Linked DNA regions of Homo sapiens: region 1 is linked to region 2. A link is a contact called in ENCODE Hi-C data. All regions are on one chromosome and are shown on one strand. Each heading gives the region's core, a stretch centred on a gene start or an enhancer-like site at or near the end of the contact. The rest is flanking DNA. Distances are from core to core; before and after follow the strand shown.

Region 1 (5,091 bases), core at 45-2,544, 490 kb before region 2:
CTCATGCTGCTAATAATGTCTGATAATGATAAAACCACGTCCTGTTTGTCTTGTATTTTATCATAAAGAGCACTTTGATGTGCAGATTCTCTTTCCAAGGTGTTAGGAAAACAAAAGTAGATAAGACACATTTTCAACCCTTAATGATCATTTCAATCCAGTTAATTATAACTCGTTTAATCCCAGAAATGTAGAAAGGAGGATAAGAGAGTTATTATTATCCCCATTTTCCAAATGAGGAAGCTGGGTGTTAAAAAATAATTTTCAGAAAAAGGTTAAAGTGTGACTTTCATACAGATATAAAAATGAATAGACGTTAAAGATTTTGTTTAACACATTCAATGAGGGAAGCAGACAGATGTTACAACCATTTCAAAAAAGAAGTCAAGAAGCACAAATTTATATGGCATAAAAGAATATTGAAATTAATGGCAAATGAAAGCAACTGTTTTTCCCCCTTGGGGATAAAGGTGAGGAAGAGGGAAGTCAATAGAGCTTGTGGTGCACAGGACAGAATTTGTGTGACTACCAGGTAAGTTTAACAAAGAGTTGTAAAATAGCTCCATGGAATCAGATCACCAGAGGAAGGATGCATAAATGCATAGATTTCCAAATAGGGCCTGGATGTGAATCTCAGACTTTCTGACACCAAATTCAGGTTTGTTTCACTCTACCACATTGTCCTAGCTTCTGCAAAAGGTGCTCTTTTGTCACCTTAAGTCAAAGAAAGTTACCAAAAAAGAAAAAAAATAGGAAATGAAAGCATAAAAGGTAAACTGGTCAGAGGTTTCCTGCTATTCTGCTTTGTTTAGAAATTCTCACTGAGGCAGCCAGTAAGCCAAGATGCAGCTGAACCCAACTCTTGGAGAGATTGCCCGGGCCTCTGCCCATACTGAGGCACAGCTCCTGAAATGAAGCCCGCTTCAGAACTTACTCAAATGCATGTTGCTTCTTATTGCAGCTGGACTAGTAGCTTGAACTGTGATGGAAATTAAACGTCTGCTTCTAAATCCTGACAGGAATCTCCTAAACAGGGTCAAAGGCCACCTGTCTTAGTCAGCTCAGGCTGCCATAACAAAATACCATAGACTCAGTGGAAACAATAGATTTTATTCGTTCATTCATTTATTCATCCATTTTCACACAGTTCTGGAGGCTGGCAGTCCAAGATCAGGATGTCACATGGTTGGGTTCTGGTGAGAACTCTTTTTAGCAACCATCTTTTCATCTACTTCTATGTCCTCACATGGGAAAGAGAAAGTGAAAGCTCTCTGGTATCTCTTTATAATGGCACTAATCTCACCATGAGGGCTCCACCTTCATAATCTCATCTAAATCTAATATCTCCCAAAGGCCCCATCTCTAAACGTCATAACATTAGGGGTTAGGACTTCAATAGTTGAATTTGCATGGGGAAATAATTCCATCTATAGCAATGCCAATATGTGAACTAACTAACAGGCTTAAGCCAGGTACCTGAGATGGTCACAATTATGGGCAAGAAGATGTTCAATCCAAATAATGAAATTATAGCAGTTTACAAAAATGTTACAATTTATGTTTCTGAATGTTCCATACTAGAAATAAATAGAAAGGCACCACGGTCTCAAAGTGTGTGTGTGTGTGTGTGTGTGTGTGTGTGTGTGAGTGTGTGTGTTTATAAATTTTATTTGATAGTTTCAAATTACTAGGCTGAAGAAAGAAGAACATTAGCAAAAAATGATAGTGGCATTAATACATTTGCTCACTACTAATGACCTAAAACGTGGCAATTCAAAAGGAACAAATAATTATTTCAGTGTAGACTGTCACAGAATCTAGGGCATCATCAAACTTTGATCCCTTTGGGCTTTTTACTTGGAAAGAATGCAGTTTCTCTTTTTTTTTAACCTTAGCTTTATTCTCCAAACATTTTAAAATTTAATTCATGGGCTATTATTTTGTTCATAAGCTAAGTGGCTTACCCAAAAAAAAAAAAAAAAAAATTTCTTTCTTTGTACCAGATTGCTAAATACAGCCTCTTTCCAAGAGGCTTTATTGTTTTGTTGTTGCTGTTTTTATTTTTTATTTTTTAATTTTTAATTTTTTATTTCCACAGGTTTTTTGAGGAACAGGCGTTATTTTGTTTTCATGACATCACCCCATTCTCCCACCCCTGGTCCCTGACAACTGCCATTCTACAGTTGAGAGATTTGGTGATTTGTGAGTTGTTTTTTATTTACTTTAAAAATTTTTTGATTTGTTTTTTATCATCTTTTTCAATTTAGAGATGTTTTGCACAAGTAAAAATTATGGGGCTTATTCAGTAATACATGTCTGTAAGGAATAAACATTAAGAAACCCAAATTAGGGTCTAAATTAAGGAATTGTGAAACATGAAGAATAAAGAAATGAGGAAGTGAGAATATAGATGATAGACCTAAGAGATTTGTCTTAAGTTATGGTCATACGACAAGGAGAGGGGAAGTGATCTAATTTGTCAACAAGATGAAATAATAAAGCACTCACATAAAGAAATGTAAGTTTATATATGATGGTTTGCTTTGCAGGTTTCCTGGGACCACAGCACAAGCCAGACACTCACATGATGCAAATTACTTATGTGGATAAATAATAGATATGCACATATCACAAGATATTTTAACAAAATCTATTTAGCAACAATTTGCTAGTAATACACTATGAATAATCATAATTCTTCATTGACTTATATCCTACCGAGTCTCAGTCCTGCTTTCTGACAGCCAGCTCCTTAATGAATTACTAAGGACAGTAGGAAGCAGCCGCCAGAAGATGCTGCTTGTGAAATTTACCCTCTCGAAAACACTTTGATCATGTCTCTTCCCTAATTACAAACCTTTACTGGCCCCTCTTTGACATTGACCACGTCCTGAACTCCTAAAGAGGCAAAAATTTGTCCTTTATTAACTAGCCCAGTCCATCTCAGACACTCTCCCCTAAAAACTCTGGTCACATTAAGCTCACTGTCCTCTCAACTTCTGTGCACCTTTGCATAAGCTGTTCTTTTTACTCAGAATGCTCTCCTTCCTCTTTGTCTTAATAACATGGGCTATTGCAAAATGACAAATTACCACTGTCAATCTTATCCAGATCACTTAAAATAGTTGTTTGTTGAAGGAGCTATGCAACTTAAACTCAGGAAATACATTGCAATATATCTGCATTTATCCATCCATTCCTTTGGAAACCTGATCTTATTTATGTCTACCCTTTTGCAAGCAGGCTTGGTTAAGTTCAACATGTTATTCTAAAGATTTTTTGTCCTTGATTAGCTTAAATCAAATCATTGGCAATCACGTCTCTCATTTTCAAGTCTCACCACAAGTATCATCTAGTCTCCTTTACTAGTAATTCCATAGATCTTCATTCATACTTGGGGTACAGCACTTCCAATGAGATATATAATTGATCTTTTTGCATAGCTGCCTCTTTCAGGCTGGATAGATTCCTGTATTCACCTTTGTATCCTCAGCTCTAGCACAGGGTCTCATACATAATTGTTGTTCAATACATGATATCCTTAGATTCAAACTCCTGTCCAGTGACATTGGACACTACACAATTTGCTCTTAATCATTCATTTAATCTTTCAACTAAAATAAACTGAGCATATACTATGTGTCAGACATTGGGAATACAAAGACTAATAATACATCGTGCCTACCTAGTTCTAAAATCCAGAAAAAAGAAGTAACCTTATACCTTGCATGTGAGAGGGTTTTCTAAGACACTTATGAGAATTTGATTTAAAAAATAGGAAAATAAGGATTATACCCCTTTATTAGTATTACACAGGAAACTGCACTTCACAGACATGAAAATACTGTTTCAAAGATAAATACAGTACCTCACACATTCAGAACAGTTTGACAGCTGAAACACAGAAGAAATTGTTCAACATCTACTATGTAACTGCCAAGCTCTGTGCAAAATGCTGTGAACGTAAAAACAAGACACAATATTTGCCATTATGTAAACTTGCTATGTTTGGGGAAAAGTATACTCCCATGAAACTGTTACCAAAATCAATGCTATAAACTTAACCAACACCTCCAAAAGTTTCTTCCTCCTCCATTTTTGTTGTTTTGTTTTTTCTTTTTGTTTTTTGTTGTTGTTGTTTTTGTTTTTTTGTTTTGTTTTGTTTTGTTTTGTTGAGACGGAGTCTCGGCTCACTGCAAGCTCCGCCTCCCGGGTTCACGCCATTCTCCTGCCTCAGCCTCCCGAGTAGCTGGGACTACAGGCACCCGCCACCGCGCCCGGCTAATTTTTTTTTTTGTATTTTTAGTAGAAACGGGGTTTCACCATGGTCTCAATCTCCTGACCTCGTGATCCGCCTGCCTCGGCCTCCCAAAGTGCTGAGATTACAGGCGTGAGCCACCGTGCCCGGCCTTCTTTTTGGTAAGAGCATTTAACACAAGCTCTACCATCTTAGCAAATTTTAAAATATACAATACAGTATTGTTATTCATAGGCCCCATTTTTGTACAGTAGATCTCCAAAATCTACTCATCCTACATAAATGAAACTTTGCAACCTTTGACCAACATCACCCCATTCTCCCACCCCTGGTCCCTGACAACTGCCATTCTACTCTCTGCTGCTATTTGTATGACTATTTTAGATTTTACATATCAGTGAGATCATGCTGTGTTTGTCTTTCTGCGTCTGGCTTATTTCACTTAATATACTGTCTTCCAGGTTCATCCATATTATCACAGATAGGAGAATTTCCTCCTTTTTATGGGCTGAATAATATCCCACTGTGTGTATGTGTGTGTGTCTACATTTACATCTATATCCATGTATGTGGGTGTGTATATGTATACATACATGTATATAATGTTTTCTTTGTCGATTCATTTGTCAATGAACACAGGTTGTTTCCATATCTTGGCTACTGTGAATAATGCTGCAACGAATATGGGAGGATGGATATCTCTTCAAGATACTGATTTAATTTACTTTGGATATATACCCAGAAGTGGGATTGCTGGATCAAATGGCAATTCTATTTTTAATTTTTTGATAAATCTCCATATTGTTTTCCATAGTGGCTGTACCAATTTACAT
Region 2 (5,163 bases), core at 1,112-3,611:
GTCATCTGTAATTTATTTTTCAACAATTTAATGAAATTCAATCTCAGTTTTGAAAACATGGTAGGATTGTACTTGCTTGCCTTCTTGTGCCTGGTTAAGGCCATGTGACAACTCCTGGTCAATCAGTTGTGAGGAGCAGAACCTCCATTGCCCATGCAGCACCCTACAAAGCTCTCTTTGCCTCTCTCTTGACAAGCAGAAACCCGTTGGTAGCTGTTGTGTCAGCCTGTATCATGGAGTGCAGTCGACATGGAGCACTCTCAGCCTCTGGCCAACCCACAATGGACATGTAGCAGGACAAGAAATAAAGTTTGTTGTGTAAAACTACTGCAATTAAGTGGTTATTTGTTAACACAGTATAAGCTAGCCTATATGAACTGATAACTAAACAAAATATTAAGCAATAGAGAATTGGCTAAGTGATTTATGATGCAACATAACTTGAAATAGTGTATAGTCATTAATTTTAATGTCAGATTACATTTTTGACATGAAGAGATGGTTATATTACTGAAAAAAATGCTTATTTAGATATAGATATGTAGATACATAGATAATATGGTACTTTTTAAGATATTTAATTCAAATTTATGTGCACATATTTGCATAGACAAAAATTAGAAAGTTTTGTGCTAAAATATTACACAGAAAAATACTATATACTAAAATATTAGGCCAGGATAGCAAGGTAGTGTTTTCACAGTGATATTTTCTTTTTGCTTAATTCTATACTCTCTTGTGTTTTATAATGAATGTATAAAACACTAATGAAATAATGAAAGTTTTTAAAGAGAGAAAAGAAAAATGTCGGTAGTGGGCTGCCATGTATGTAGCTGTATTAAAATACTAATTTCCCAATCCCCCATATCCAAATCAAACCATGTAGTAAATGCACTTGATAAAAATTGGGAGTCATTCTAGGGTAAAAGGCTGTTTCACTGGCATAATTATCATAGCTTGAAATGTCTCATCTTCAGTTGAAAGACAACGGTTTCAACTATAGAGGAAAGTTCTAAAAATGCAACTCCTTCCCATGGTGATAATAAGGCTTGACAAGTAGTATTTGCCCTTAGGCCTTTCCTGATCTTGTTATTTTCCTCTTTAGAAATGGCTCAAATGGCCTGCTCTGCTGAGAAACCCCTACAGTAGACACCTGACCTCTTGTGTTTGTGCTAAATCTCCATTATGATAGAAGCTTCTGGCACTTGTCAAAAAAGAAAAAACTGCCTCAGGGTGTTCATGTTGGTCACACTTTAAGGCAGTTTTTATTAAGTAATGTGTGGAAGCTTCTGGCAACTCCAGGAGAGATTAGTCCAAGTTCCTGGATTGTTCCAATGCTAACAATATCTTGAGTCTTTCTTATCCCCCAATAAACTGGGCACAAGAGCCTCAGAAGGAATACTGACAGAACTGAATTTTTAGGTGCTTCTCGTAGGCCTAAGGGCACAAAATTAGTAAAGTTTAAGGTAACCTTTTAATCAGTTAAGAGCATCAGTGGAGGAGAATTGCTTAAAGGCTTTCCTTTGACAGAGTATTTTTTAATTGATATGATAACGATGTCAGTGCATTTTCTCCCTCTTTGAAAATGCCTAAAGCCTTTTCAATGGTGCCAAAAGAGCGAAATCTAAAACCTCTTTAAAGGTAGGTCAGCTTCCAACTTTCAAAGAGTTAACATAGCATTCTGCCTTTTAGAATATTGCTCTGTAAATGTGAAGATGGGATGCCAGTTTCTCTGCCTAAGTAAATTAGAATTATATGGTTTTACACAGTATTGCAAAGTTATGGGATTTTTTTCCCCACTCAGTTCATAAGGTTGTTGTTCTGTTGTTTATCAAAATAGTCCAAACTTTGGGAAATACCATGAAATTGTCTTGCAATAGCCATAGAGCCAGACACTACTGTGTTTTTCACATCTCAAAGATGTCTGGTGGACCTGAAAGCAGCTTAGGTGCTATTCCCAGTGTCCAGTGGATGAAAAGACACTGTTTCCATTATTCTGATCCCTCATTGAAGCCTCACTAAAAGCCACTGCCTTATTCCAGCTGTGCAGCAAGGAACAAAGGAAAGGTCTGGCTCTAAACGTGGGAGTGAAGCAGAATGGGAAAGTGTGGTGTTTGCTCCCTGTGGCAGTCACTGTCTATGGCCAGCTGTGATCTCACCAGGGTTATCAAGTGTGGTGCTAGCGAAGTGATGACAAGTGTGCTAAGCTAAACTAAATTTGGCCTGAGGATGCCTCTGTACTTTGAGTCCCTATGTGAAGAACTGCAACCTAACTTATAATAGTGCTTAAACTGAAAGCCGGGAGTCTACTTTTGTATAAATAGCTGAGTCTCAGCCAATCACAGCAGCCAGACTTCAGTCAATCACAGGCTGCCAGCTGATCAGACCATATTCAAGTAAAGCAAAGGCGAAGTTGTAACCAGTCAAGCTGTTTCTGTACCTCACTTTCATTTTCTGTTTATAAATGCAGCTTGGCCATGTTGTGGGAGGGAGTTATCTCAACCTCTTCTGATTCAGAGCACTGCCTGATTCATGTATTGTTGTTTGCTCAACTAATATCTGTTATGTTTAATTTGTCTAAAGGTTTTTTTTTTTTAACAACTATAAGGTGGGAATGGAAAAGAAAGCAAAAGTATAAATGACATTTTAGATTTCAACTCTATGAGCAACTGGTATCTAATAGTGTAATGGAGAAGTCAAATCTGATTCCTAAGTTGTTTTTAAATCACAGATGATTAAGGCAAAACTATAAACTGAAAGGATAGTCTAGAACTTGTAATTTGAAGGTAAAATTAATTACTTTGAGAAAATTGAATTTAAAGTCCCTTCAGGACTTCCAGGCTGTCAATGGAAAGAGGTGGTTTTCGTTCCATAGTGTTATTGAAGCAACATTGTCGTGGCAAGTAAGCCATTAGGGGAGAAAGTAAAGCTGACATTACAATTTGGGTGGTGTAGGTGGTGCTATTGACAGTGATAAGGTAGTGGTAAGAAAATTAAAAGGTGGTAAAGAAGAAAATACTGAAGAGAGAAGAGAGAACTGCTAATTGATAGAGTAGGACCTTAAAGGAGAAAAGAGGGAGAAGTCAAGTGTAAAGGACGAGGGGAGGAAGGTAAATATTGGGAAGGAAGTTGTATTTCAAGAGTTTGTTATGCCTAGGGTAATTTTTCTAATACCTTTATCGTGTGTGTGCGTGTGTGTGTGCGTGTGTGTGTATATGTGCATGCGTGCATGTTTAACAGTGTAAAGCCCCTTTGCTCACCCAGTTGGGGAGTAAATATCAAATTTCCCAACTCAGCAAGCAGCGGGGCTTCATCTTCTGATGCTGGAGCTGACATCAGAGGTAGGGAGCCGAGGAGGCAGCCCCAAAGCTACATTCAGTTCAAAGGGCACTGTCAGAGAGCACAAACTAGGTCCCTGGGTAAAGGCGTATGGTAGGCTCAGAAGACAGAGTGAACATGTGCCGGAATGGGAATAGGGTGCTAAGCCTGGAGTAAGACCTCTTTTGCAGGGTATAAGCAGTCACGCCCATAGTCATGCGCACCAGTGAGATGAAGTATTATGGTCGAATCTTAAGCTTCGATCATATAAAAGTATAGAAAATACAATTGGGTTGAATTTTTTATTGAATTTTCAAGGCAAGTAGTGTATTTATTTTTAGTTAAATGGAAAATGACAATTAGGATCCATGCATTTACCCATTTATTTAGTATAAATATACATCACAAATGCGGAGTGGTTTATAATTTCTTTAAAATTTATTTTCCAAGTCCAATGCTTAATTTTATAGGCAGCCAACTCTGCATTTCATTGAGATAGAGTACCTCTCTTTGAGTTCCCAAATAAAAATTTACTTCTGATCTGCTGAGATTTGATTTTTATGGTTCTGATTAACAAATAGCAGAAGTCAAAAATGCCATTTATTTAGAAGTGCAAAAGTGATTTAAGAGATGAAGCCAATGCTAATTCATTGCATACCCTACAAAGTAATTGGTCTTTTGGTGAAAGATTTGATGGACAAATTGCTTCCATTAGTAAAGTGGTCTTAGGAAGGCTGATTTAACAAAAACAGGTCAAGTAGTTTCCAGCTTGATCTCTTTTCAATTAAGCCATTTTTGCAGAGCAAGAAAGTCTGACAAATATTTAACTGTAATTTTTTATGTCTTTCTAAATTATCTTCCTATTTCGTCAATGTATGTAAACTCCATTCTACATATTAATAATCACTGTATGTTAAATTGAGACATTTTTCATGTAATACTGCTTCATATTTGTATTTTGTAGATGTCAAAATATTTGCCATTTTAAATGTCTTTTTAGTGTGTCAAAACTAGTGTTTTTGCTTTTTGTTTTTATTTGTTTTTTAAAATCATGCCTTATTAGTCATTTGCACTATTGTCATGTATTGTGTCTTGGGAAATGGCACCCTCTAGGCACACTTCTTGGCATGATTGCAATTGCAGTCTGGGAGGCAGCAGAGGGTGTTGGGGGTCTCAGCTGCCCAGACTTGGGCAGGGAGCAAATTGAAATTGAAGCCTGTGCTTTACCTCAGTGCCCTGGAAAGCCAGAAGAAAATCCAAATGCCAAATCTGAGGAAAGGAATACAGAAAGGGAATGGAACCTAAACTGAAGATCTGCTACAAGGAAGAGGCCAGACCAGAATCAGGCTTAGTGGTCTGGGTACAGAGTTGAGGTAGAATGCCAATACCGCCATTGGCCTGCACAGCTGCCCTGAGTGTGGTATGCTCTTCCATGGGGAGAAAAACCAGGCTCTGATCTCTAAGGAAAAATAGAATTAAGTGGCATTATACAACCTAGTAGCGATGCCCTCAATAGCAGCTTCACAAAAAGTGCACAGGTCTTACACATATAATTGTTTTTAAATACTAGTTCTTTTTGAAAATGAAGGACACAATGTCAACATAATCTTCATAGAGTCATTTTATTTATTAGTTCTTAATACAAATGAGGACTTAATATTAAAGTTATATGAGGGGTTTTTACCAGACAGTAAAATTATGTAGTACAAGTCTGTAGTTTTCTGAATCTCCAAATTTATATAGAAATGAGGCTTAGAATCAATTCTGGATTTCATCCCTACCACTGTACCTCTCCTGCTCTTGCTGAGATGAGTGTGATTTTCATGTGGTTCATTTATTTGGAAA

The links. Hi-C counts contacts between places; a loop is a spot of excess contacts on that map. Pooled maps may share reads with other maps.
Region 1: a map with no recorded cell type shows a loop between it and region 2 (5-fold over the local background). The contact joins two enhancer-like sites. A Hi-C loop is called at or near these places in 2 of 37 single-sample maps with no recorded cell type and 4 of 50 pooled maps.

What each region holds. Positions count from the first base shown.
Region 1 is chr6:145,861,499-145,866,589 of GRCh38, reverse strand. The region is part of intron 2 of EPM2A-DT (EPM2A divergent transcript); the gene reads right to left. It also overlaps a transcript of SHPRH not described here. Among named protein-coding and RNA genes, the nearest start is that of FBXO30, 49 kb to the right of the region's middle. RefSeq lists an enhancer at 1,198-1,367. Within about 2 kb of position 1,294, at least 6 of the 41 ENCODE cell types and tissues checked have a DNase peak (open chromatin) inside an H3K27ac peak, as active enhancers do.
Region 2 is chr6:145,370,034-145,375,196 of GRCh38, reverse strand. No RefSeq gene overlaps it. Among named protein-coding and RNA genes, the nearest start is that of TRQ-TTG4-1, 190 kb to the right of the region's middle. RefSeq lists an enhancer at 2,459-2,558. Within about 2 kb of position 2,361, at least 2 of the 41 ENCODE cell types and tissues checked have a DNase peak (open chromatin) inside an H3K27ac peak, as active enhancers do.